Regions from separate parts of the Mus musculus genome. Here all the other regions are linked to region 1. Evidence: chromatin loops called from intact Hi-C (ENCODE). Cell type or tissue: gastrocnemius. All regions are shown on one strand.

The links. A loop is a pair of places that touch in the nucleus more often than their neighbours do. Peaks named below come from ENCODE experiments on the same cell type or tissue, not always from the same donor. Only the 100,000 strongest peaks of a DNase experiment are listed, where the experiment ranks them.
Region 2: a loop joins it to region 1, with 2.5 times the contacts of the local background. A loop is called at or near these places in 9 of 42 quality-filtered maps.
Region 3: a loop joins it to region 1, with 2.5 times the contacts of the local background. A loop is called at or near these places in 11 of 42 quality-filtered maps.

Annotation. Positions count from the first base shown.
Region 1 is chr19:8,841,101-8,849,100 of GRCm38, forward strand. It overlaps Bscl2 (Berardinelli-Seip congenital lipodystrophy 2 (seipin)), which reads left to right. Exons shown (of 12, transcript NM_001136064.3): 3 at 8-324; 4 at 1,909-1,990; 5 at 4,071-4,214; 6 at 5,090-5,224; 7 at 5,366-5,463; 8 at 6,306-6,447; 9 at 6,567-6,633; 10 at 6,814-6,882; 11 at 6,981-7,061; 12 at 7,364-7,583. The coding sequence ends at 7,485. Among named protein-coding and RNA genes, the nearest start is that of Lrrn4cl, 5.7 kb to the right of the region's middle. In gastrocnemius, a CTCF peak has its summit at 3,779 (motif pointing right); DNase peaks (open chromatin) are centred at 108, 3,501 and 3,799; H3K4me3 peaks cover 323 bases; H3K27ac peaks cover 566 bases.
Region 2 is chr19:8,889,315-8,897,314 of GRCm38, forward strand. Lbhd1 (LBH domain containing 1) reads left to right here. Exons shown (of 6, transcript NM_001286103.1): 5 at 689-786; 6 at 1,097-1,445. The coding sequence ends at 1,127. 1810009A15Rik (RIKEN cDNA 1810009A15 gene) reads left to right here. Exons shown (of 4, transcript NM_025463.3): 3 at 689-786; 4 at 1,097-1,445. The coding sequence ends at 1,206. It overlaps Ints5 (integrator complex subunit 5), which reads left to right and starts at 3,673. Exons shown (of 2, transcript NM_176843.3): 1 at 3,673-3,834; 2 at 5,445-8,000. The coding sequence starts at 3,755. In gastrocnemius, no CTCF peak of the experiment used is centred here; DNase peaks (open chromatin) are centred at 3,683, 6,275 and 7,090; H3K4me3 peaks cover 2,567 bases; H3K27ac peaks cover 2,184 bases.
Region 3 is chr19:8,960,355-8,968,354 of GRCm38, forward strand. Tut1 (terminal uridylyl transferase 1, U6 snRNA-specific) reads left to right here. Exons shown (of 9, transcript NM_197993.3): 5 at 1,990-2,468; 6 at 3,666-3,775; 7 at 3,910-4,020; 8 at 4,207-4,299; 9 at 4,680-5,856. The coding sequence ends at 5,806. Eef1g (eukaryotic translation elongation factor 1 gamma) reads left to right here and starts at 6,687. Exons shown (of 10, transcript NM_026007.4): 1 at 6,687-6,871; 2 at 7,862-8,000. The coding sequence starts at 6,860. In gastrocnemius, no CTCF peak of the experiment used is centred here; DNase peaks (open chromatin) are centred at 4,857, 5,560, 6,307 and 6,675; H3K4me3 peaks cover 2,738 bases; H3K27ac peaks cover 3,487 bases.

The sequences.
Region 1 (8,000 bases):
TCTCCAGGAACCTTCAGCTGCCCTATCCCATGGCCAAGGGTATCGTCCCTGTGGAAGACCAGCCAGGAACTCAAAGCCTGAGGCTGGGGCCAGACCCCCTGCTGTCCCCATCATGGTCAATGACCCACCAGTCCCCGCCTTACTGTGGGCCCAGGAAGTGGGCCACGTCTTGGCAGGCCGTGCCCGCAGGCTGATGCTGCAGTTTGGGGTGCTCTTCTGCACCATCCTTCTTTTGCTTTGGGTGTCTGTGTTCCTCTATGGCTCCTTCTACTACTCCTACATGCCGACGGTCAGCCACCTCAGCCCTGTGCACTTCCACTACAGGTGAGAAGGCTGCTCCATTCAAGTAGATGGATCTTAACTTGAAAATTACTTCAGGGACTTGTGGAGTCTCTCCTCTGTTGAATCCCAGTATTGACCGAGGGTGAAATCTTATTCTAGTGTGCTATCAGGACTTCTGCCCTCCTGAGCCAAGGCTTGAGCAGGTCTGGGCTGGTAGGGCTTTAGGGTTCTAGGTCTGCCTCTGCTGGAAATTGTGGTTAAGAACTGAGAAAAAGAGCCTGGTCACGTGTGTAATACCAGTCTGGGGAGGCTGAGTTGGGAGAATTAGCATGAGTTCCAGGCCAGCCTGGAAGACAGGTTGAGAACTTGTCTCAAAGGGGTCTAAAAAAAAAAAAAAGACTAGGAAAAGAAAGTCACTTTTAGCCGGGCAGTGGTGGTGCATGCCTGTAATCCCAGCACTTGGGAGGCAGAGGCAGGTGGATTTCTGAGTTCGAGGCCAGCCTGGTCTACAGAGTGAGTTCCAGGACAGCCAGGACTGCACAGAGAAACCCTGTCTCGAAAAAAAAAAAAAATCACTTTTAGACCAAGTAGGGCTCAGCGTCTGTTCTGTTGAGGTTGCATGAAACCTTTGAGCCAATTCAACTGCCATGGCATCTAAGAATTACACTGGCTTTATTAACACGTGAGCTATTAGGAAATACCTCCTTTGCCTTTTAGTGTACTGCCACTCACCCCCAATGGTACATTCAGTAACCCAAGGCAGTCCTACTGCTAACCTAGCCTTCGAGTTCATATCCATTTTACTCACACTGCCAAAGTCTCTGTATGTCTCCCAGCAATGGCTATGAGACAAATTAACATATACAGAAAACGCTTTTATGATCATTGGTTTAAAACCTTTTTTTCCCCTGTCCCAAATCCCTAATCTTGTGTTGTCATTTCTAAGGTAGACCCATGTAAACACTTAGGGAACATGAATCCTTTTTTAATAATTATTTTTGTTTCATGTGCATTGGTGTTTTGCCTGCCCGTGTGGTTGTGTGAAGGTGTCAGATCCCCTGCAACTGGAGTTACAGGCGGTCGTGAGCTGCCACGTGGTTGCTGGGAATTGAACTCAGGTCCTCTGCAAGAGTAACCAGTGCTCTTGACCAATGGGCCATCTCTCCAGCCCCAAGGGAGCACGAGTCTTACATACATGGGGTATATGTATGTATACTGAGGTAGGAGCTGTGTACCATATACTATGTGCAGTTTTGCGTATAATTTATCTTTAAAAGACATATCCATAGGTCCTTTAGGATGAATTTCTTTTTCCAACCTAGTCCAGAACTGCTGAATCAGACTCTTTAGGAGAGGGACCCTAAAATCCACATGCCCTGAGATCTTCAAGGGAGCCTATAGAAACCCTGAGTGTCCTTCGGCTCCTCCCTATGGGTTCTGTTCTCATGAGGAAGAGAATGAAAGTCTTATTAGGATCTCCTGACTCTAGTGTCCACTTCTGTTCTCCATTTCCTGTAATGGGGAAAAGGGATGAGTGAGGGGAGGGGCCCTAGAGACTAGGTGTGTGAGCAGGTAGGCTGGGCAGGCTGGCACCTCACAAAGCATTGTTCATCCCTTCTCATTTAGGACAGACTGTGATTCCTCCACCGCCTCTCTCTGCTCTTTCCCTGTTGCCAATGTCTCACTGGCTAAGAGTGGACGTGATCGGGTGAGTATGAGAACTAGACAGAGGCTTTGATTGCTTGAGGAAGATGGGGAGAGCAGGGATTGAGCAACCGAGATTGAAGAGAAAGGCTCTGACGCAAACGGGTGGAAAAGAAAATCTGGAAGTTGGTCCCAGTCACTGTGATACATATCTGTAATGCCAGCACTAGGAGGAAAAAGACACAGGGAGATTATTCCAAATCTGATATCAGCTTGGGCTTCATAGCCAGACCCTATCTCTCTAGAGGCTCTGATAAAAAATAGAATTACAAGCTTAAAATGTCCCTTGATATCAAAAAATAAAACAAAAAAGGACTTTGAGAATTAATGTCATTTTTTATTAAATGAGGTTTTTCTAGTTGTCAGTCTTAACTTGAACATTTTTTTAAAGTGGTATTTAAGAAGAAACTGACTTTATAGTAGAATATCAGCTCTGGCACAGTGGCACACATCTATAATCACAATACTTAACATAGAAGGATGCTGCCCAGGCTGGCCTCGCACGCTGAGATCCACTTGCCTTTGCCTCCTAAGTGTGGCCATCACCACGCAAGGGAGGATATCTTGAGTTTAGGAGTTAAGAGCATCCTGAATAAGTTAGTTCAAGGCCTCTCATTAAAAAAAAAACAAAGGAGCTTGGGAGGTAGAGGCAGAAAGGCTAGCCTGGACTATTTAAAAAATAAAAAGTAGTTTACCTTAAAGTTATGGTCACTATGTCTCCGCCTCCTATGTGCTGGAGTTAAAGGTACGCCATGTACCAATCCAGACTGGAAGTGAGTAACCTCAGACGTGCTCGGCTTCCTAAGCGTTGGGATTGTTAGGAAGTGGGCACCACCGTGCCAGGCTTGGATTTCTTTTTTCTTTTTTTTTTTCTTACACACCAGAAGAGGGCTTGGGATCCCATTACAGATGGTTGTGAGTCACCATGTGATTGCTGGGAATTGAACTCAGGACCTCTGGAAGAGTAGTCAGTGCTCTTAACTGCTGAGCCATCTCTCCAGACCCTCTTAATAGGTTTATTAAGTTAAAATTTATATGAGATACAGTTTACCTCTTAAGGTATACAGTCGTCGTCATATCATTCGATGCATGTATTTGGGACAGAGTTTCACTATGTAGCCTTGGCTGGCCTGGAACTGGCCATTTCAACCAGGTTGGCCTTGAATCCACAGCTCTCCTCCTCCCTTTGGCCTCTTGTGTGCTGGGATTAAAACCATGCACTGCCGCCCCAGGCAGTTCTATTGTTTTTAATAAGTTCAGTGTTGCACGCATACTGATATAAATAGACAAACTTAATCTTTTTTTTAAATTAATAAGCACTCTGCCTTTAAAAATGAAGAAAGACCAGGATAACAAGATGATCTGCCACTGCAGTGATTGTGCAAGAGCTGACTAGGGAGGCAGAGCAGCACTTGCTTAATTAGCAAGTGAGGGCAGACTAGGCCCAGGGGGACAGCTCCGGCGGCACACAGGCCTGAATCACAGATGCCCCAGTTGGCAATGTGACTGTTCACTTTTGGAAAAGAAATGCAACAGGGCACTTCTCGTAAACATAGTAGTCCAAGACAGACCTAAGAGCTCACAGGGTGAATGTGGTGGTGCAAGCCTAAAATGTCAGCGCCAGAGGCTGAGGCAAGTGAAGTTCTATGAATTTGAGGCTTTGTAGTCAGTGCTTGGCTAGCCAGAGATATGTAGCAAGACCCACTTAAAACACAGGGTTCTCTACCTGACAACCCAACCCCTAGGCCCCAAATAAAATCAAACCAGCAAACAAAATAGAAGTCTGGAAAGCCAGGGTGTCCAGTGACCAGCAGGGGGCAGCATCAAATCATGATTAAACAATGAGAAGACCAAAGGGATTTTGTTGAGTTCTTAAGCAGAGACAGTACATTTTAAAAAAAAAAAAAATAGATTAAGACATACCAGGCACGGTGGCACATACCTTTAATCACAGCACTGGGGAGGCAGAGGCAAGCAGCTCTCTGAATTTGAGGCCAACCTGATCTACAGAGTGAGTTCCAGGCCAGTCTCAAAACACCACAATTTTTTTTTTTTTTTAACAAGATGTGTGTTACCTTGGGCAGGTACTGATGTATGGACAGCCATATCGAGTCACCTTAGAGCTTGAACTGCCCGAATCCCCTGTGAATCAAGACTTGGGCATGTTCTTAGTCACTGTTTCATGTTATACCAGAGGTGGCCGAATCATCTCCACTTCTTCACGCTCAGTAAGTGTTTATGGACAATACTGGAATGTTTGAACAATGATGGGAGAATCAGAATATCGGGCTAGTGTTTCAAAAGAAGACCTCCTTGGCTCTGAGATCAGGCCTAAACCAGATAAGTGAAGAAGCTGTTTAATAAGCTTAACATTTGCCAAACACTGGTATCCTATGGTGTGCCCAAATTCAGGGTAAATAATACAGGTATCCTTTTTTAAATTATTCATTTATTGTATGTATGTAAGTACACTGTCGCTGTCTTCAGACACACAAGAAGAGTGCATCAGATCCCATTACAGATGGTTGTGAGCCACCATGTGGTTGAACTCAGGACCTCTGGAAGAGCAGTCAGTGCTCTTAACCACTGAGCCATCTCCCCAGCCCAATACAGCTGTTCTTAAAACAAGCAGACACCAGAAACATACCAGCTTTGAGATAACTGACTTAATTGCTAGAGTTTTAGAGTAACTTCTTCCTAACAAGACTAGGAAGAAATGCTGGGTTCTTACTAGCATGTGTTGAACACTCATTCAACACTGAGCCCCATTGGTAAACTGTCAACAGAGTCACCACATTTGAGGAAAGCTTTAGGTGGGATGCTGGGACACAGATCCCAGCCCAGAAGGCAGACCACGTGCAAGCAGACTGCTTACCTCAGGGAGGTAATTTTTGAGAGGGGCTTTCTCTGTGTTGGAATTAGGAAATGGGGTCAGGAAGTAGGGAGTGTTACTAGAACAGGTGGAAAGGTTGGGTAGGTGGTGACTGGAAGTTAGAGAGAGAAAGTGAAGGAGCAGGGAGCCTGGAATGAGCGAGCGAGCGTGTTGCTTAGCATGGGCAGATGGACCCAGCGCCTGTCCCCAATCTGTCCTCTCGGCCGTCAGGTGATGCTGCATTACCGCTCGCAGCTGCTCCAGGTGCTCGACACGCTGCTGTTCTCCAGCCTCCTGCTGTTTGGCTTCGCTGAACAGAAGCAGCTCCTGGAAGTAGAACTCTACTCTGACTATAGGGAGAATTCGGTAAGTGGCTGACAGAGTTAGGAGACAACTCTTCAACGAGCCCAAGATTGTACCTGAGAAGCCCATGGACAGTCAACTGCAAGAGCCACAGACTGGAAGTAGACCTCATACTGACTCTGCTCTCACCTTGCACCCTCGCAGTATGTGCCAACAACTGGAGCAATTATTGAGATCCACAGCAAGCGCATCCAGATGTATGGAGCCTACCTCCGGATCCATGCCCACTTCACTGGGCTCAGGTAAAAAAGCCACGGAAGGAAACATCGACAGCTTTCCTATACCCTGCCCTAAAATGAAGAGAGTTCCAGGCAGAGGTGACCAGTAACAATCACATCATATTTTACAAAGGCCAGAGGTGGTTCTCCCTGGCTTCACTGTGCTTGTCACCTTTCAAGAGAGCTTCTTAAAAATGCCATGTGAAGGGGGCTTGGAGAGATGGCTCAGGGTTTAAGAGCACCCACAAGGTTAGTTCCAGGAGATCTCATTTATTCTTCTGGGGACACCAGGCATCCATGTGATATGTGTACGTACATCCAGGCAAATACTCAGACATATACAGATGTGAATATCCTGTAGGAGATGACAGACCCCTTCGTTCCAGCACTGGATGGGCCTGAGGCAAGAAATCTTGAACTACAAAGCAAGACTCTCAACATAAATAATGAAAAGGGAAAACGAAAAGTATCCGATGAGCCGGGTGTAGTCCCGTGTCTAGCCCCTGGTTCTCAGACAACAAAGTGAGATCCGTATACACACACAACCACTCTGGCCCAATAAAATCTCCGTGCAATCCACTGCCTTGTTGGACTGGCTCAGAAAGTATTGGAGTGACTAGAGGAGTTACAGTCGAAGCCATTGAAATGCTGTGGCCTTGTGATTCTGAGATGGCCTGGAATCCTTGGCCTTTATTAGAACCTGGTGCAGGGTGGTCTGGAACCTGGGCAGGGGAGTGGGTGCCACAGTGGCAGAAGGCAGCTCCAGCCATCCTCACTCAGGCTGTCCTACAAATCTTCTTGGAGTGATAGTGTCGAGTGCTATCCAGTAACCGCTGTTCCCTTCCTGACCCTGTTTCTCACCTCAGGTACCTGCTGTACAACTTCCCCATGACCTGCGCCTTCGTGGGTGTGGCCAGCAACTTCACGTTCCTCAGCGTCATCGTGCTCTTCAGCTATATGCAGTGGGTGTGGGGTGCTGTCTGGCCCCGCCACCGCTTCTCTCTGCAGGTCTCAAGGGGCAAAGGCCCCGTTTTTCTTCCCTTGGTGGTCAGGGGCATGTTAGGGCTAGGGTATGATTGCTGCGGAGGGGAGTCAGGCCTCACTGCTCAGTGGTTACTGCTCCACAGGTTAATATCCGACAAAGGGATAACTCACACCACGGGGCCCCGCGTCGGATCTCGCGCCATCAGCCAGGTAACCTGGTTGGTTGACAGTATCCTTGAAGGGTAGGCTGGCTGGGTTAGAGGGTTGGCCTGCCTCCACTATGAAGTATGCAGTACTCTGGAACTAAGGATTCGAGGAAGAGGTAGAGTTGGCACTGCAAGCCAAGGATAACCACTGACCCTAGCTGTCCTCTGTTTGTGGAACCTGAAGGTCAGGAATCTACCCAGCAGTCGGATGTGACGGAGGATGGTGAGAGCCCTGAAGATCCCTCAGGAACAGGTATGTTCAGTTCCTCTTCCTCGCTCCTCATCCCCAGCACTCACCTGCAGTGCCTGGCTCTCACCTTCTGTCTCACCTCTGTTTCCCTTTGGCTGAAGAGGGCCAGCTGTCTGAGGAAGAGAAACCAGAGAAGCGGCCCCTGAATGGAGAGGAGGAGCAAGAGCCAGAGGCTAGTGATGGTGAGGGCACTGTGTGATGGGGAGGGCACTGTGTGATGGGGAGGGCACTGTGTGATGGGGAGGGCACTGTGTGATGGGGAGGGTACTGTGTGATGGGGAGGGCACTGTGTGATGGGGAGGGCACTGTGTGATGGGGAGGGCACTGTGTGATGGGGAGGGCACTGTGTGATGGGGAGGGCACTGTGTGATGGGGTGATGGTGGTGGGGATGTGTGATGGAGTGATGGTGGTGGGGATGCTATCCCACCCCTCCTAGCCTGTCTCACTCACATTTTGTTTGGCCCTTTTCTGGCTCTGCTTCAGGCTCCTGGGAAGATGCAGCTTTGCTGACAGAGGCCAACCCACCTACCTCTGCCTCAGCATCTGCCCTTGCCCCTGAGACTCTGGGTAGCCTCAGGCAACGCCCGACCTGCTCCAGTTCCTGAACAAAGGGTGAATTCCTCACATTCCAGCGCTTTCCCATCATACACCTTTTCCCTTGCTCCCTTAATAAACTATTTTGTGGCAGCTGCTTGTGTGGACATCCGAGGACATATTTTAGAGTCAGTTCTCTCCATCCACCACCATGTGGGTTCCGCAGAGTCAAACTTGGGTCATGGAAGATTTTGTTTTATGTATCTCTGTATGAACCTACATAAACATATGCACCACATGTGTGCAAATGCCCGTAAGGTCAGAAGAGGGTAGATCCCCAGAGGCTGGAGTTATAGAGAGTTATGAGCTACCATATCGAAGCTGGGAACCAAACCTATATCTGCTGTAAGACCAGGAAACTCTCTTAACCACTGGGCCATCATTCCAGCCCTGGGTATCAGTTTTTTATTATTTGTTTTTATATCTGTGTATGTGTGCTGCTTCTCTGGATGTATGGACATGTGGGTTGCTAAGAGAGAGGTAGAAGAGGATGTCAGATCCCCTGGAGCTGGAGTTACAGGTGTCT
Region 2 (8,000 bases), 48 kb after region 1:
AGAGGTCTCCAAATTTCTTGTTCTCTTTCACGTTTATGCAGCAACTAGTTGAGAGTTATGTTAGTTTCCAAACTACTAGCCTCTTATGGTATCATTGCTCACAGGATTCTGATGCTGTTGTTGATTGTTTTGTCTCGGGTTTTCAAGCAGGGTTTCTCTGTAGCTCTGGCTGTTCTGGAACTTTCTGTGTTGACCAGGCTGGCCTCTAACTAAGAGATCCACTTACCTCTGCCTCCCAAGTTCTGGGATTAAAGTCCTTCACCACCCCCACCACCCCCCAGCTGCTCACTGGATTTTTTTTTTTTTTTTTTTTTCAAGACAGGGTTTCTTTGTGTCGCCCTGGCTGTCCTGGAACTCACCCTGTAGACCAGGCTGGCCTCGAACTCAGAACTTACTGACTTAATACTATTGAGGTACATATTGAAGTCAAATTGTTAAAAAGTCTTAAGTGTTAAAGAGTTCCCTGAGGACACCAGAGCCCATTCAGTAATTTGAATGCAGAGACCTTATAAAACAAAAACTGGGCAATGATGCTCCCATTTAAATTCCAGTGCCAGGAGACTAAGACAGAAAGGTTGCCTGTTGGCTAGCCTGGTCTACAGAGTGAGACCTTTTCTTAGCTGGGGTCATTTTTGAGGCTCAGTTTGGTACAAATGAACCTGGATATTTTTTGTTTCCTGTCACTCAGGTCCAGTGCTCGTGCCAACATCACGCTGTCTGGGAAGAAGCGCAGGAAACTCTTGCAGCAGATCCGACTTGCCCAGAAAGAAAAAGCAGCCATGGAAGGTAAGTCTTGGGCACAGAGGCTACACAACAAGAAGTCTGGATTTTACCTGGGTTTTATCTTTTTTTTTTTTTTTTTTTTAGGATTTATTTATTTATTTATTTATTTACAGTGTGTGCACTGTAGCTGTCTTCAGACACTCCAGAAGAGGGCATCAGATTTTTGTTATGGATGGTTGTGAGCCAGCATATGGTTGTTGGGATTTGAACTCAGGACCTTTGGAAGAGCAGTCGGCGCTCTTAACCACTGAGCCATCTCACCAGCCCCTGGGTTTTATCTTTAATGCTTTCTTTTTCCTTTCCTTTTGTTCAGTGGAAGCCCCCTCCAAGTCAACCAGGACTAGTCAGCCACAGCCCAAGCAACAAAAGAAGATAAAAGCTCCCCAGGACGTAGCTATGGAGGATCTTGAAGATAAGAGCTAAAATCCCTGCCTCTTCTACCAGAAGATGGTCAACAGCACTGAGAAAGATTTGGAGGAACTTTGGAAAAAATATTAGCATATTTCACTTTCCTAGACACCTCTTCTACAGCGGACCCTGACCTCCCCTGGAGGTGTATATTGGGACCGAAGAGGACACAGAGAAAGACTGGAGGGCCACCTCTAGCAGTCAACTCCTTTTGTAATAAAGCTTTAGTGCGTTCACCGTGTGGGATGAAGTGCAGCAGGGATGAGCCATGTAGAAAGGCCTTTGCGTGTGGGTGGAGACACTTCAGAAGAAGGACACATTGTGCAACAAAGGCGACAAGAAGCTACAAAGTGAAGGCATGGTGGCGCATGCCTTTAATCCCAACATTTGCCAGGCAGAGAGGCAGGCAGATCTCTGTTCAAGGCCTCACATTGAGTTCCAGGGCTTTATAAGACCCTATCTTTTTTTTTCTTTTTTTTTTCTTTTTTTTTAGTTTTTGGTTTTTCGAGACAGGGTTTCTCTGTGTAGCCCTGGCTGTCCTGGAACTCTCTGTAGACCAGGCTGGCCTCGAACTTCAGAAATCTGCCTGCCTCTTCCTCCCGAGTGCTGGGATTAAAGGTGTGCGCCACCACTGCCCAGCTGTAAGACCCTATCTCAAAATGAAACTGGTTAGCTTCTTCAGTGCCCTCCCCCCCATCTTTCTAAACACTTCCAATTCTGCATTTCTGGAACATACAGACGATTAAGGGTGGTAGATAGGGAGGAGAGGGTCTGATCATAGTCCACACTATGTTTAGCATTAGAGTTAAGTAAGGAACATTTCTTTTTGGTTGTGTTTAGGGATTCAAACCCAGGGTACCTGCATTCGAGGCAACCCCTGTGCCATCTACATCTTGAGGGCCTGTATTTCCCAGTCAGCACTCAGTGAGATGCCAGATCTGAGGACTTTGTTTTGTTTTCGAAGATTTTCCTTATATAGGCCAGGCTTGGTTTGATCACATGGTCCTTCTGCTTCTGCCTCCATGGTGCTGGGGTGATGGGTATAAAAGACATGTCCAGCCCCCTTTCCTAACTTTTACCATTGTAAACAGCTAAATAGATACAGGGAGGCTAGTGATGTAACTCAGGGGTAAGGGTACTTGGCCCAAGCCCAACAATCTGAGTTCTATCCCTGTTACCCAAATAGTGGAAAGAGCTGACTCTACTCTTGTCCTCTGGCTTCCACACTTGAATTGTGGCAAGCACATGTCCCCATACACACAGCAAGTGTCAAAACAAAACTCAATTAGACATGGGCTTGCCACATTTAGGTTTTCATTCCTTCTCAACTAAATATCCATAACTGACAACCTTGTGGTTTTGAGTCCTGTGCTCAATGTGTGTGTACACTATATATGTTGTGTATACTATATAGTGTACACTATATAGTGTGTGTACACTATGTATGTAGTGCATGCCTGGAGTCTTCAGAGGCCAGAAGAGGCTGTTGGATCCCTTGGAATCAGAGTTATAGATATTTGTAAACTGCCACGTAGGTGCTGGGAACTGAGCCTGAGCATTTTGAAAGAGCACCAAGTATTCCTAACCCCTGAACTATCTTTCCATCCTCATTGACAATTTTTTATTTTATTTTACTTTATTTTTGAGACGGGAGATCTTTGTAGCCTGGCTGCCCTGGGACACCCTCTATAAAACTGGCTGGCCTCAAACTTATAGAGATCCACCTACCCCTGTCTCAAATGCTGTGATTGAATGTGTACAATACCACTGGCCTTAAACTTTTCTTTTTAGATTTATCTTATGGATATGAATATTTTGCCAGCATGGATGCATGTGTATCATATGCCCATGGAGACCAGAATCAGAAGCCCTGGAATTGCAATTACAGTTTGTGAACTAGCTGCCATATGGGTACTAAGAATTGAACTCTAGTCCTCTGCAAGAATAGCAGTTAAGTGCTCTTAACTGCTGAGCCATCTCTCCATCTCCAGACTACTTTATAAATGTCACACAACTCACAACCACCAGTAACTCCAGCTCCAGGAGGTCTGATGACCTCTTCTAGACTGAGAATAACTCATATACATATCATTTAGAAATAATAAAAAACATGTTGATCTTCCTTCCTTTTTTGTTTTTTTTCGAGGCAGAGTTATCTCTGTAGCCCTGACTGTCCTGGAACTCACTCTAGACCAGGCTGGCCTCGGAACTTCAGAAATCCGCCTGCCTCTGCCTCCCAAGTGCTGAGATTAAAGGCGTGCGCCACCACTGCCCGGTATGTTTATACTTTAACAGATTATTAGATTGCAATGTAGAAGAAAGCCTCGGAAGCTTTCCTATGCCTACGAAGCCCCTGGGGGGTGGGTGTGAAGGTTGTGCTGAGAGCAAGCCTATTACCCGCTGTGACCGATGCGACGCGGAACCAAAGTACTAGGGCTCCAGACTTAGCCGGACGGATTTTCCTGAGAGGCGGGGTCGATAGTTTCTGTCGCGTTTCCAGTCAGCACGCATGCGTCGCCTGTGCTCCGCCGCTCCCGCCTCAGGCTCCGGGTAGGGCTCCGGGATGTCCGCGTTGTGCGACCCTCCCGGGGCCCCAGGGCCACCCGGGCCTGCCCCCGCCACCCACGGTCCCGCGCCTCTCAGGTAGTCAGAGCCCCTGGTATCTTCCTTCATCGCGCCGCCCCGCCAGCCTTCTCCTCAGAAAGCTGGATCTTACCTAGAGAACCCGCGTCAGGATTCTCAGAGATTCTGGTCGCGTCTTCCCGGAACTCAGGGACCGCTTCACTAAAAACTCTGGGCTGCAATGCCTGCCCTGCTCGTAGTTCTGCCTCTCCCGAGACCTCAGTGCCTTCTTCGGCCGGCCTTGCTTTGCCAGCAGTTGGGGACATCAGCGCTCCTGAGAACCCAGCCTCCTTGCCCCTTTTACGGGAGGAGGCTTGGACTACATGAGAGTTTCTGGGGAGCCAAGGCTCGGAGCCGCAATATTTGTTCTCGTATTGAGGTGCCTTTATTTTTGATCAAAGGGAGGGTACAGAACCTTATCTGCCCAGAGAATGCGGTTGTGTTTGACAGAACAGATAGTAGTAAGAGGGAAGGGGTTTTACTTTCTCAACATCGCCTTCTGAGACTCTTAAGACACAGCTTATATATTGGGCGAATTGAAAGGCTTATATTCTGTGCTCCGGGGGATCCCCCACCCCCATTCTCTGCACACTGAAGGCATTTAATTCAGTGGGTGCGTGATTAGAATTCTCTCTCTTTTCCTTCATTCCTTCCCCCCCCCCCCCCTTTTTTTTTTCCGAGACAGGGTTTCTCTGTAGCCCTGGCTGACCTGGATCTCACTTTGTAGACCAGGCTGGCCTCAAGCTCAGAAATCTGCCTGCCTCTGCCTCCTGAGTGCTGGGACTAAAGGTGTGCGCCACCACGCCCGGCTCATTCCTTTCTTTTTTTTTGAGACAGGGTCTCTCTATGGATAGACATAGCTGTCTCGGAATTCGGAATTCATTATGTAGGTTAGCCTTGAACTCAGATCTGTCTGTGTTGGAATTGAAGGTGTATGTCACTGGTTAAGGCTGAATTCTTGAATAGTATGGAAAAGCACACATTTGGGAGGGAGAGCTTTTAGTAAGGTTACAGTTTTCTGACCATTGAGAGATTTCAGGGTGCTTGTGCTGTAGAGGGGGGGCTGAGAAGATGTTAAAGTAGGTATAGAATCTCAATATATTTAGCTAATTCAATTTTTCATTGAGTAATTCCCATATACCATCACCTTAACAAAAGGGAATTCTGTTTTAGGAGTTTAGAAATGGTTCCTGCCTCTTTGTAATATTTATCCTGATTTCTTAACTTTAATTTCTTTACCTGTAAAATGGGATCATAATAACCATATTGTTGTCAGGACTGAAAAAGTACTGGTGAAGTACTTAAAAGTGGGGTGGGGATGTAGCTTAAGAGATGGTGCCTAGTAGGCCTAAAGGCCTAGGTTTTATACCTCGTACTGAAAAAGAAAAAAGAACGTGGATATTTGAAAGGTAATCTGTTATTCCTATGATTATTGTTGCTGAAGGACAAATAGCATTTCTTGAATGACCAAGGTGTAACAGGAATGGGTATGCTTCTAAACCTTCATAAATTCTTATGAGGCACGTATTACCCTATTATCACATAAAAAGAAACCAGAGCTCATGAAAGGAATATAACTTACTTCACATCTCCCAGTATTTTGATTTTCTTTTTTTTTTTCTTCCTTACAGTGCTCAGGAGCTGTCCCAAGAAATCAAGGCTTTTTTGACCGGTGTAGACCCTATTCTGGGCCACCAGCTCTCAGCTCGTGAACATGCTCGATGTGGTCTTCTCTTGCTCCGTTCTTTGCCACCTGCTCGGGCTGCTGTGTTGGACCACTTGAGAGGTGTTTTTGATGAGAGTGTCCGGGCCCACCTAGCTGCCCTAGAAGAAAGTCCTGTGGCTGGTCCACCTCACCTCCGTCCACCTCCACCATCCCATGTCCCTACTGGTGGACCTGGCTTAGAGGATGTGGTGCATGAAGTGCAGCAGGTGCTGTGTGAGTTTATCCGGGCCAACCCAAAGGCCTGGGCACCCGTGATTAGTGCATGGTCCATTGACCTCATGGGACAACTGAGCAGCACATATTCAGGTCAGCATCAGCGTGTTCCCCATGCCACTGGCTCTCTCAATGAACTGCTGCAGCTGTGGATGGGCTGCAGGGCCACCCGCACATTAATGGACATCTATGTGCAGTGCCTCTCGGCCCTCATTGGTAGCTGCCCAGATGCATGTGTGGATGCCTTGCTAGACACTTCTGTCCAGCATTCCCCACACTTTGACTGGGTTGTGGCCCATATTGGCTCTTCTTTTCCTGGCACCATCATCTCCCGAGTCCTATCTTGTGGCCTTAAGGACTTCTGTGTCCATAGTGGGGCTGGAGGAGGAGCTAGTGCTTGTGGAAACTCTTCTCAACCCCCCTCTACAGACCCCTTCCCTGGATCTCCTGCCATCCCTGGGGAAAAACGGGTACCCAAGATTGCCTCAGTTGTAGGCATCCTAGGGCACCTGGCTTCCCGCCATGGAGACAGCATCCGACGGGAACTGTTGCGCATGTTTCATGATAGTTTGGCAGGGGGTTCTGGGGGCCGGAATGGAGAGCCCTCTCTTCAGGCCACAGTTCCCTTCCTACTGCAGCTGGCAGTCATGTCACCAGCTTTGCTCGGCACAGTATCTGGAGAACTTGTGGACTGCCTCAAGCCCCCAGCAGTGCTAAGCCAGCTGCAACAACACCTGCAGGGGTTCCCCAGAGAAGAGCTAGACAACATGCTAAACCTGGCTGTGCATCTAGTGAGCCAGGCCTCTGGGACTGGTGCCTACCGCCTGCTGCAGTTCTTAGTAGACACAGCTATGCCTGCTTCAGTTATTACTACCCAGGGCCTGGCTGTGCCAGACACCGTGAGAGAGGCCTGTGACCGGCTGATCCAGCTGCTATTGCTACATCTACAAAAACTAGTTCATCATCGGGGAGGGTCTCCTGGAGAAGGGGTGCTGGGCCCACCCCCACCTCCTCGTCCAGTGCCCTTTCTTGATGCATTACGAAACCATGTTGGAGAACTGTGTGGAGAGACATTACGGCTAGAACGGAAGCGCTTCCTCTGGCAACACCAGCTCCTGGGCCTACTGTCTGTCTATACACGACCTAGCTGTGGACCTGAGGCCTTGGGTCATCTACTGAGCAGAGCCAGAAGCCCTGAAGAGTTGAGTTTGGCAACCCAGCTATATGCAGGGCTAGTGGTCAGTCTCTCTGGCCTTCTTCCCCTGGCCTTCCGAAGCTGCCTGGCTCGAGTGCATGCAGGGACTTTACAGCCTCCCTTCACAGCCCGGTTTCTTCGAAATTTGGCCTTGTTGGTGGGGTGGGAGCAGCAGGGTGGTGAGGGCCCTTCAGCCTTAGGGGCCCGGTTTGGGGAGTCTGCCTCAGCTCACCTGGCTGATCTGGCTCCTCTCCTACTACACCCAGAGGAGGAAGTAGCTGAAGCTGCTGCCTCCCTCCTTGCAATATGTCCCTTTCCTTCTGAAGCCCTGTCCCCTTCCCAACTATTGGGACTAGTGAGAGCTGGAGTACACCACTTCTTCTCTTCTCTAAGGCTGCATGGCCCTCCTGGTGTGGCTTCAGCCTCTCAGCTTCTTACCCGCCTTTCTCAGACTTCCCCAGCTGGGCTCAAGGCTGTCCTACAGCTGCTTGTAGAGGGAGCCTTACATCGGGGCAACACAGAACTATTTGGAGGGGAAATGGATGGAGACAATGAGACCCTCTCAATTGTCTCAACCCCTTTGGCTTCTGCCTCATTGTTGGACATTAACCGGAGGCATACTGCAGCAGTGCCGGGTCCTGGAGGGATCTGGTCAGTTTTCCATGCTGGAGTTATCGGCCGTGGCTTAAAGCCACCTAAAATTGTTCAATCTCGAAACCATCAAGAAGTGATCTATAACACCCAGAGCCTCGTTAGCCTCCTAGTGCACTGCTGCAGCGCATCAGGGAACAGCGAGCGTGAGGGTTGCTGGGGGGCTCCCACCCTGAGCCCAGAGGCAGCCAAAGCAGTTGCGGTGACCTTAGTGGAGAGCGTGTGTCCTGATGCAGCTGGTGCTGAGCTGGCCTGGCCCCCAGAGGATCATGCACGAGCCACCGTGGAGCGGGATCTCCGAATTGGTAGGCGCTTCCGGGAACAACCTCTGCTGTTTGAGCTTTTGAAGCTGGTAGCAGCTGCTCCCCCAGCCCTGTGCTACTGCTCCGTGCTGCTGCGGGG
Region 3 (8,000 bases), 120 kb after region 1:
GTTTTTGTATTTTTTGAGGCAGGGTCTCACCATGTAGCTATGGCTGCCTTGGAACTTGCTATGTAGACCATGCTGGCCTCCTGGAGACCTTTTATTAGTTATGAAAGCTTGTCCTTAGCTTAGGCTTGTTCCCAACTACCTCTTAGATTAAACTAATCTCCATTCTGCCACGTAGCTTGTTATTTCTTGAGTACTAGCACCTGTTTCTTATTCAGTGTCTGACTGGCAAATCCCTCTTGCTTAATTCTTTCCCAGAGTTCTACTTCTGCCTGGAAGTTCTATCTATTTTCTCTTGCTTTGCTATAGTCCATTGAGCTCTTTATTAAACCAATCAGAAGGTGTTGAAGAGAGTGTGCACAAAATATGATGCAGCCATAAGAATAACAGTATCAAAGTGCAGCTTGTACTCTGTGTGGTACAGAAATCAGCATTTGAATAATACAGAGATAACCTTTCCACAGTGCACAAACATATCATCCCAACACACCACAGCCTCCCCGATTCTGTGGCTCTTACTATCTTTATTCAGTTCCTTCCTTCACAATGTCCACCGAGCCTTAGGTGCAGGAGTGTTCTGTAGATGGGACTGGGCTCCACAATTCTGCATTTTCATTAGCTGTGCTTTTCTGTAGTGATCTCTGTCTATTGTAAAAAAAAGTTTCCTTGATGAGGGGTGAAGTCAGTACTTCCTGTGGTTATAAGCACAAATGTTTAAGATTGTTGTTAGGGGGCTGGAGAGATGGCTCAGAGGTTAAGAGCACTGACTGCTCTCGCATAGGTCCTGAGTTCAATTCCCAGCAGCCACATGGTGGCTCACAACCATCTGTAATGGGATTTGATGCACACTCTACCGTGTACTCATATAAATAAATACAAAAATAATATTTAAAAAATGATTGTTAGGGATTATGCTGGTTTTATAAAGTAGTGGTTGTTGGTTCTCTTCAAGATCCATGACTTCATAGCACCAAGTAGGTAATCTGTTTCCATTCTCAGGCATGGTTATCCTCTGGTTGAGCAGGTGTTAAGTCCAATTAGAAAGCTGCCAGTTACTGTCAAATATGTGTGTCACTACTGCACTCTTAGGGGTATTATGCTATGTTGGTTATTGATGTTGTTCCATAGGCATCGATAGCAGGTTAAGGGTGTTTGTCGCCTTGTTCCTTTGGAAGTTTGACTGATATCTTCTGGTACCATGAATGCTAGTCTTCACAGAGGAAGCATTCAGGTCATTTCCAGCTCAGGGGTTTCTGGGCTCTATTCCTGAAATCCATAATGTCTTCTGCAGACACTGGGTGTTGGGGGGGGCAATTAAGGACAGCAGCAATAGGCTGTATGCTTTAGTAGTCTTTTGGACAGCCTTGATTGTCAGACTAATTTAAAGCATGACTCTAAATCTCTGGGAGGCTGAGGCAGGAGGATTGTGAAAAGTTGGAGGCCATGGGGGTGGAAAGAAGTCTCTGAGAACACCGGCTGCTCTTCCAGAGGACCAAGGATTGGAGTCCCAGCACAGACACTTCCATTTGCAACTGTCCATAATTCCAGTTCCAGGAGTCTGATGCCCTTGCTTGGCCTTCACAGGCATTGCGTGCATGTGGTGCAGACATATATGCAGGCAAAAAAGCGAAGACGTAAAAGGAAAGGGAAAAGTCTTAAGGTCAGTCTGAGCTGTGTGTACACCTTGTTTCTCTTGTTTGTTTGAGACAGGGCTTCTCTATGTAGTCCTAGGTGTCCTAGAACTCACTATGTAGACCATGCTGGCCTCCAACTCACAGAGATCCTTCTGCCTCCTGAATGCTGGGATCAAAGGCATGTACCACCATTGCCTGGCTTCAAAGGACTGTGGAGAATGAGTTACATAAATGAGTTATGTAAGGCTGCAGAGTAAAGCCTGTACATAGAAGGTGAAGGAGGAGGAAGAGGAGGAGGAAGAGGAGGAGGAGGAGGAGGAGGAGGAGGAGGATTCATTCCCTTTTATCTCCATTACAGCCAGACCCAAAGGCTCCAAAGGTTCCAGAGACTTCATCCTTGGACTCAGCCCTTGCTTCTTCCCTGGATCCTCAGGCGCTGGCCTGCACCCCAGCTTCTCCTCTAGACTCACTGTCTCCAACTTCTGTTCAAGAGTCTGAGTCCCTGGACTTTGACACCCCATCTTCTCTGGCACCACAGACACCCGACTCTGCTTTGGGCTCTGACACTGTCACCTCTCCTCAGTCTCTGCCTCCAGTTTCACCACTGCAGGAGGACAGGAAAGAGGGGAAACAGGGGAAAGAGCTAGAATTAGCAGAAGAAGCCTCAAAGGACGAGAAGGAGGAGGCAGCAGCAGTGTTAGAGCTGGTGGGATCTATTCTCCGTGGCTGTGTCCCTGGAGTGTACCGAGTCCAAACTGTGCCCTCTGCCCGGCGTCCTGTGGTCAAGTTCTGTCATCGGCCTTCAGGTCTTCATGGAGATGTATCCCTCAGTAACCGGTACTTTTGTGTGGGGTTGAAGGCTGGCTCTAAGGTCTGGGGTATATGAGGAGGGGGTCCTGATGTGGACGAGCTTATGCCTGCTGAATTTGTTTTTCTTCTTTGGTTCAGTCCTCCTTTCTTCCACGAATGTCACCTCCTACCTGGCTTCCATTTCAGTGTTTTTTTTTCCTTTGGAATACTTTGTGCGTTTGAGTCAGAGTCTTGCTCCATTGTCCAGACTGGCCTCAAGCCTGTGATTCTCCTGCCTTAGCTTCCTAACTCCTGGGGTTACAGGCATGTGCTGCTATGCTTGACTCTGCAGTACTGCTTTTTGTTGTTGGTTTTGTTTTTTTGAGACAGCCTGTGTTGAGACAGGCTAACCTTGAGCTCATAGGCCTTTGCCTCCTCCTTTGGGGTTAAAAGCGTAGGAAAGAGTTCTGTAGCTACAGAAACCTAGGAACTGTTAGGTTAAAAGTAAACAGGGTTTTCCTTCACTATTTTTCCTTCCCTACTCCATGCTTTGTTTCTTTGTATATTAAGAGCTTTGCAACCAAATGCCTTCTCTTGAACCCCATAAAAGGAGGCCACAGATTATAACTGGGCCTCCGAATACTCTCATTCATGTGGCCCGCATATTTCTTTCAGATCTGTATTATCACTTTGCATTGAATAAACTATTCTTGCTACTATGCTTCTTATATTTGTGTCCGCATCTCATCTTGAGTGTAGTCAGAGAATGACGTGTGGGAATCAGTTCTCTTCCTTGTAACATAATTCCTAGGGATTAAACTGAGGGCGTCAGTCTTGGTGGCAGACTCTTACCCACTGAGCCATCTCACTGGTCCTGTGTCTCTGAGGCAGTGTCTCTATATTCCTATTCAATCTCTTGAGTATTGAAATTATAGGCACGTGCTACTACACCTGGCCGTTGAGCAGTCCTATATAAATAAACAACATGTCTTATGAATGGTGACAGTACAGGGTGAGCATTTGGAATGTAGTATTGCCTAAGGTTCAGTGGATACATATTCCCCCCTACCTCATCCCTAGGCTCAGGATACAACACAGGGCTTTATCAGTGCTAGGTAAATGTCCCACCACTGAGCCACATCCCTAAGATCCATTTAATGTTCTTTTGCATACTCCCTCATAAGATCATTATGTCAGTAGAACTTTGGGAAAATTTCTAACACCTTTGCTTCTCCATTGTCCTAGGTTGGCCTTATATAATTCACGTTTCCTGAATCTCTGCTCTGAGATGGATGGTCGAGTCCGGCCCCTTGTGTATACCTTACGCTGCTGGGCTCAGCATAATGGGCTGTCAGGTAAGAATGAGAACAGACTTGGCCCAAGTTTGTGTCAGGCAAAGGCAGGGATTTAGCAAGAAAAAAAGAGGTGGGCACAGAAACCAGGGCTTGTAAATACTTCTTCCTAACTTGAATTATTGGTTATTATCCAGGAGGTGGCCCCCTTCTCAATAACTACGCCTTGACGTTGTTAGTGATCTACTTCCTTCAGACCAGAGACCCTCCAGTACTTCCTACTGTGGCCCAGCTTACCCAGAGAGCAGGTACTGCAGAACGGCCTCTACTGTCATGACCTCAGCTTCATCTCACCCCTTCACACTTCAGAAGCCCCGAGATGAGATCTCTGGCTCTGCCCTTCCCAGAGATCAGAAGGCAGGCCCTCTGCCACCATCAATGGCAGACTCTGGGCTGACTGGCTCTGGGCTGACTGTCTCTTCTTACTGTCACAGGTGAAGGGGAACAGGTAGAAGTTGATGGCTGGGACTGTAGCTTCCCTAAGGATGCCTCAAGATTGGAGCCCAGCACCAACGTGGAGCCTCTCAGTGAGTCTGGGGAACCTGGTAGAAAACTGATTGTGATGACAGGCTCAAGAATAGGGGACATATACTTGTGTGCAAGGCATGCTCAAGAATAAGAGACATATATTATACTTGTGTGTAAGGCATGGTCTTCATAGTAGCCTATGGCAGCTGTTTTATGGATGGAAAAACACGTATCTTGGGCAGGCAAGTAAGAGGTGTATTCCCCAGTTTCCCTGCTCTCTAGGCCAAGCAGAAGCATCTGGGTCAGGCAGGGCATGGCTGGGTTTCTCAGGACACTTCTGAAGTCCTATGAAGGGAAGAGAGTCCCACTGAAGTAGCTGCAGGGATGTCCCAGTTATGGCTTCCAGGTGACCCCCTTTTTTCTAATCTGCCTCCATCAGGTTCCCTGCTGGCCCAGTTCTTCTCCTGCGTATCTTGCTTGGATCTTTCTGGCTCCCTGCTGTCCCTGCGGGAAGGTCGGCCATTGATGGTGGCAGAGGGCCTGCCTTCTGATCTCTGGGAAGGGCTGCGCCTTGGCCCCATGAATCTCCAGGACCCCTTTGACCTGAGTCACAATGTTGCAGCCAATGTGACCGGCCGGGTGGCTAAACGTCTGCAGAGCTGTTGTGGGGCAGCAGCCAGTTACTGCCGAAGTCTCCAGTACCAGCAGCGTTCCTCCCGGGGCCGGGACTGGGGACTGCTCCCGCTTTTGCAGCCCAGCTCCCCTAGCTCCCTGCTGTCTGCCAAGCTCATCCCCTTACCCTCTGCCCCCTTTCCACAGGTCATTATGGCTTTGGTGGATGTGTTAAGGGAAGCACTAGGATGCCACATAGAACAGGGAACCAAGAGACGACGGTCAGAAGGTGCCAGAATTAAAGACTCTCCCTTGGGAGGGGTGAACAAAAGACAGAGACTTGGTGGGCAAGAAAAGAGCTTCGAGGAAGGGAAAGAGGAGCCACAGGGATGTGCAGGGGACCACAGTGAAAATGAGGTAGAAGAAATGGTAATAGAGGTTCGAGAGACACCTCAGGACTGGGCCTTGTTGCACTCGGGACCACCAGAGGAGGAGTTGCCCCTGATGACTGCAAACTGTCTAGACAAGGCAGCTGAGCATAATCCCATGAAACCTGAAGTGGCTGGAGAAGGGTCTCAGGGTGAGACAGGGAAGGAGGCATCACACCCATCATCAGTGAGCTGGCGCTGTGCCTTGTGGCACCAAGTATGGCAGGGGAGGCGGCGTGCCCGGAGACGATTACAGCAACAAACCAAGGAAGAAGGTAGAGGAGGTCCCACCACAGGAGCAGAGTGGCTGGCAATGGAAGCTCGTGTGACCCAGGAACTAAAAGGACCCAATAGTGAGCAAGAGAGGCCGCCGGGGGAGCCCCTCCTCAGCTTTGTGGCATCTGCCTCCCAGGCTGAGCAGACACTCACTGTGGCCCCACTCCAGGACTCCCAAGGCCTGTTCCCTGGTCTTCATCATTTTCTACAGGGTTTTATCCCTCAAGCACTTAAAAATCTCCTCAAGTGAGGAACCAAACCTCAAAAACAATAAAGCTGCTAGTTTATTTCATACAGACATTTAATGTTCTTTTGCATACTCCCTCATAAGACCATTACGAGGTCTTTGTTTTCCTCCTGGTAACGCCTTTTTTCTTTGCCTCAATGTAGCTTCTGGCCTGACTACTCTAAAACAGTCCTATGACTTCCACTTCAGAGCTCTCCTTCCCACTTGCCAGCACTTTCCTAGGGAGTGCCACCTCCACGAGGCAAAGGCACTGATTTCTGAGAACAACCTTTGCCCACACGAGACTTGTCCTGCTGCTCCAGGTGATGGGAACCACAAATTTGGGTTTAGGGTTTGTCTTTTCTATCCTTTAACGTGAAAGAGAGTTCAAATTGCCCATAAGCTGGAGTCAAGATTTATTTTCAAATTTGGATATGTGTAAACTATTGTATCAGAACTGGGCTGCCTTACCCGACCCTCTGGGGCGCAGCCAAGCCTGAGTGGTGCTGGTGACGTGGCAAGTTGGTCCGTGCTGCTTTGTTGTGTAAGTTTTAACAGCACGGAGTTTAATCGGAGCAGACCTACTTTCAGATGTTTTCGGCCGTGGGCCCCAGCTGAACAGACAGACCCTTTACAGAAAAAACCCGAACAGGAACAAAAGGAATTCAGTAAATTGCCACCCCTTCCTTAAGGCAGTTCCTGTAGTTTGTCACGGGTTCCAGATACCAGCCTTCGAGGGGCGGTGCTTCCGCCGGGTTCTCACACTTTTCCCCTCCCTGGGTGAGCTCCGTCTCCTATCAGGCTTCCGATTGGTCGGCGACGCGGGCGGGGCAGGATCGTCCAGAGTTATACTACGCAGGCGCCCGCTCTCTGCGCTCCAGGCTGCGGGCCCCACCCCTCGCTTTTTCCAACTCAGCGGGGCTGTAGACGGAACTGTCGTGCGTATGCCTTTTATGCCGTCCTCGCTTTCCGGCCGCTGTTTCCACACTGCTCTCTCCTTTCCTCCTCCCTTGTCTCCTTTGCGGCTTACTTTGCGGCAGCACCGACAGCCCCACCCCCTTTCTCTGCGGAATCACCATGGCGGCTGGGGTAAGTTTGCCGGCTCCGGTGATTAGGGTCACCCTATCCACCGCCATCCTTTGCCTGAGTGGGGCCAGTCGGCGCCAGGGGAGTTTCAGACCCAAGCCGCGAGCCGATCTGGGGTTCACAAGCCGTACGGTCGGAGAGCATGGTTTCTAGGGCCTGGAGGGGAACTGAGGCTGGGGCTCAGAGGCTAGAGGTGGAACGTTCTGGGGTTGAGGAGAAAAAAGATGCTGGGTCTCCATTGTCTGGACCTTTAAAAAGTGTTTAACCTCACTGCCATTTTGAGGTGTGGCGTCTGAGCAGGTTGGTGGAACTTTTGCCACCGTTTTGTGGGACAACAACGAGGACGTGGAAAGGAGAGGGTCTTTGTGGGAAGGGGCGACTGGCACGTTGGGAGTTGACCTTCGGGGAGGTTTGGGAGCCAGAGGAATAAAGGGGGGGTGAAGTGAGCCCATATGGACCCTGCTGGTGAGATTTTAGTAGGGAGACAACTGGGAACTCACTGCAGGACAGGACCAGAGGGTTGCTAATTCGCCATGTGCAAAGAAAGGCATTTCAGGAAGAATAACTGATGAACATTAGAATTCAGCGTGTCGATTCTGAGGGGAACTTTGAAATCCCTTGGTCTGTGTGTGTGCTTTTGAAGTGATAGCAGCCTGGAAGTAGTTAGACTCCGGGTCACCGCCAATGAATGAAACAAGGGTTCTGGGAGAGATGGGTGTGAGTGTTCGTGTGTTTAGGCAGATGGGACCAGAAGTTTTGAAGGGAAGAATGCCTCTAGAGATGTCCTTAAGAGAGGTCACATCTGTCGGTAAGCTTTATTTAGCAGCTGGGATGTTCTTCTTGGTATTTCAGAGGACTCTGATTACATGGGGCATACTCGGTTCACTAGGAGTGAATCTAAGCTGTGCACATTGGAATTGCATGGAAGTGTGCGTGGGGAGTGGCATTCAGGGTTCCTTGCCTCTAGTCCATCCTTCACCCTTTCTCTTGTAGACCCTGTACACATACCCTGAAAATTGGAGGGCCTTCAAGGCCCTCATCGCTGCTCAGTACAGCGGGGCTCAGGTCCGCGTGCTCTCCGCACCACCCCACTTCCACTTTGGCCAAACCAACCGCACCCCTGAATTTCTCC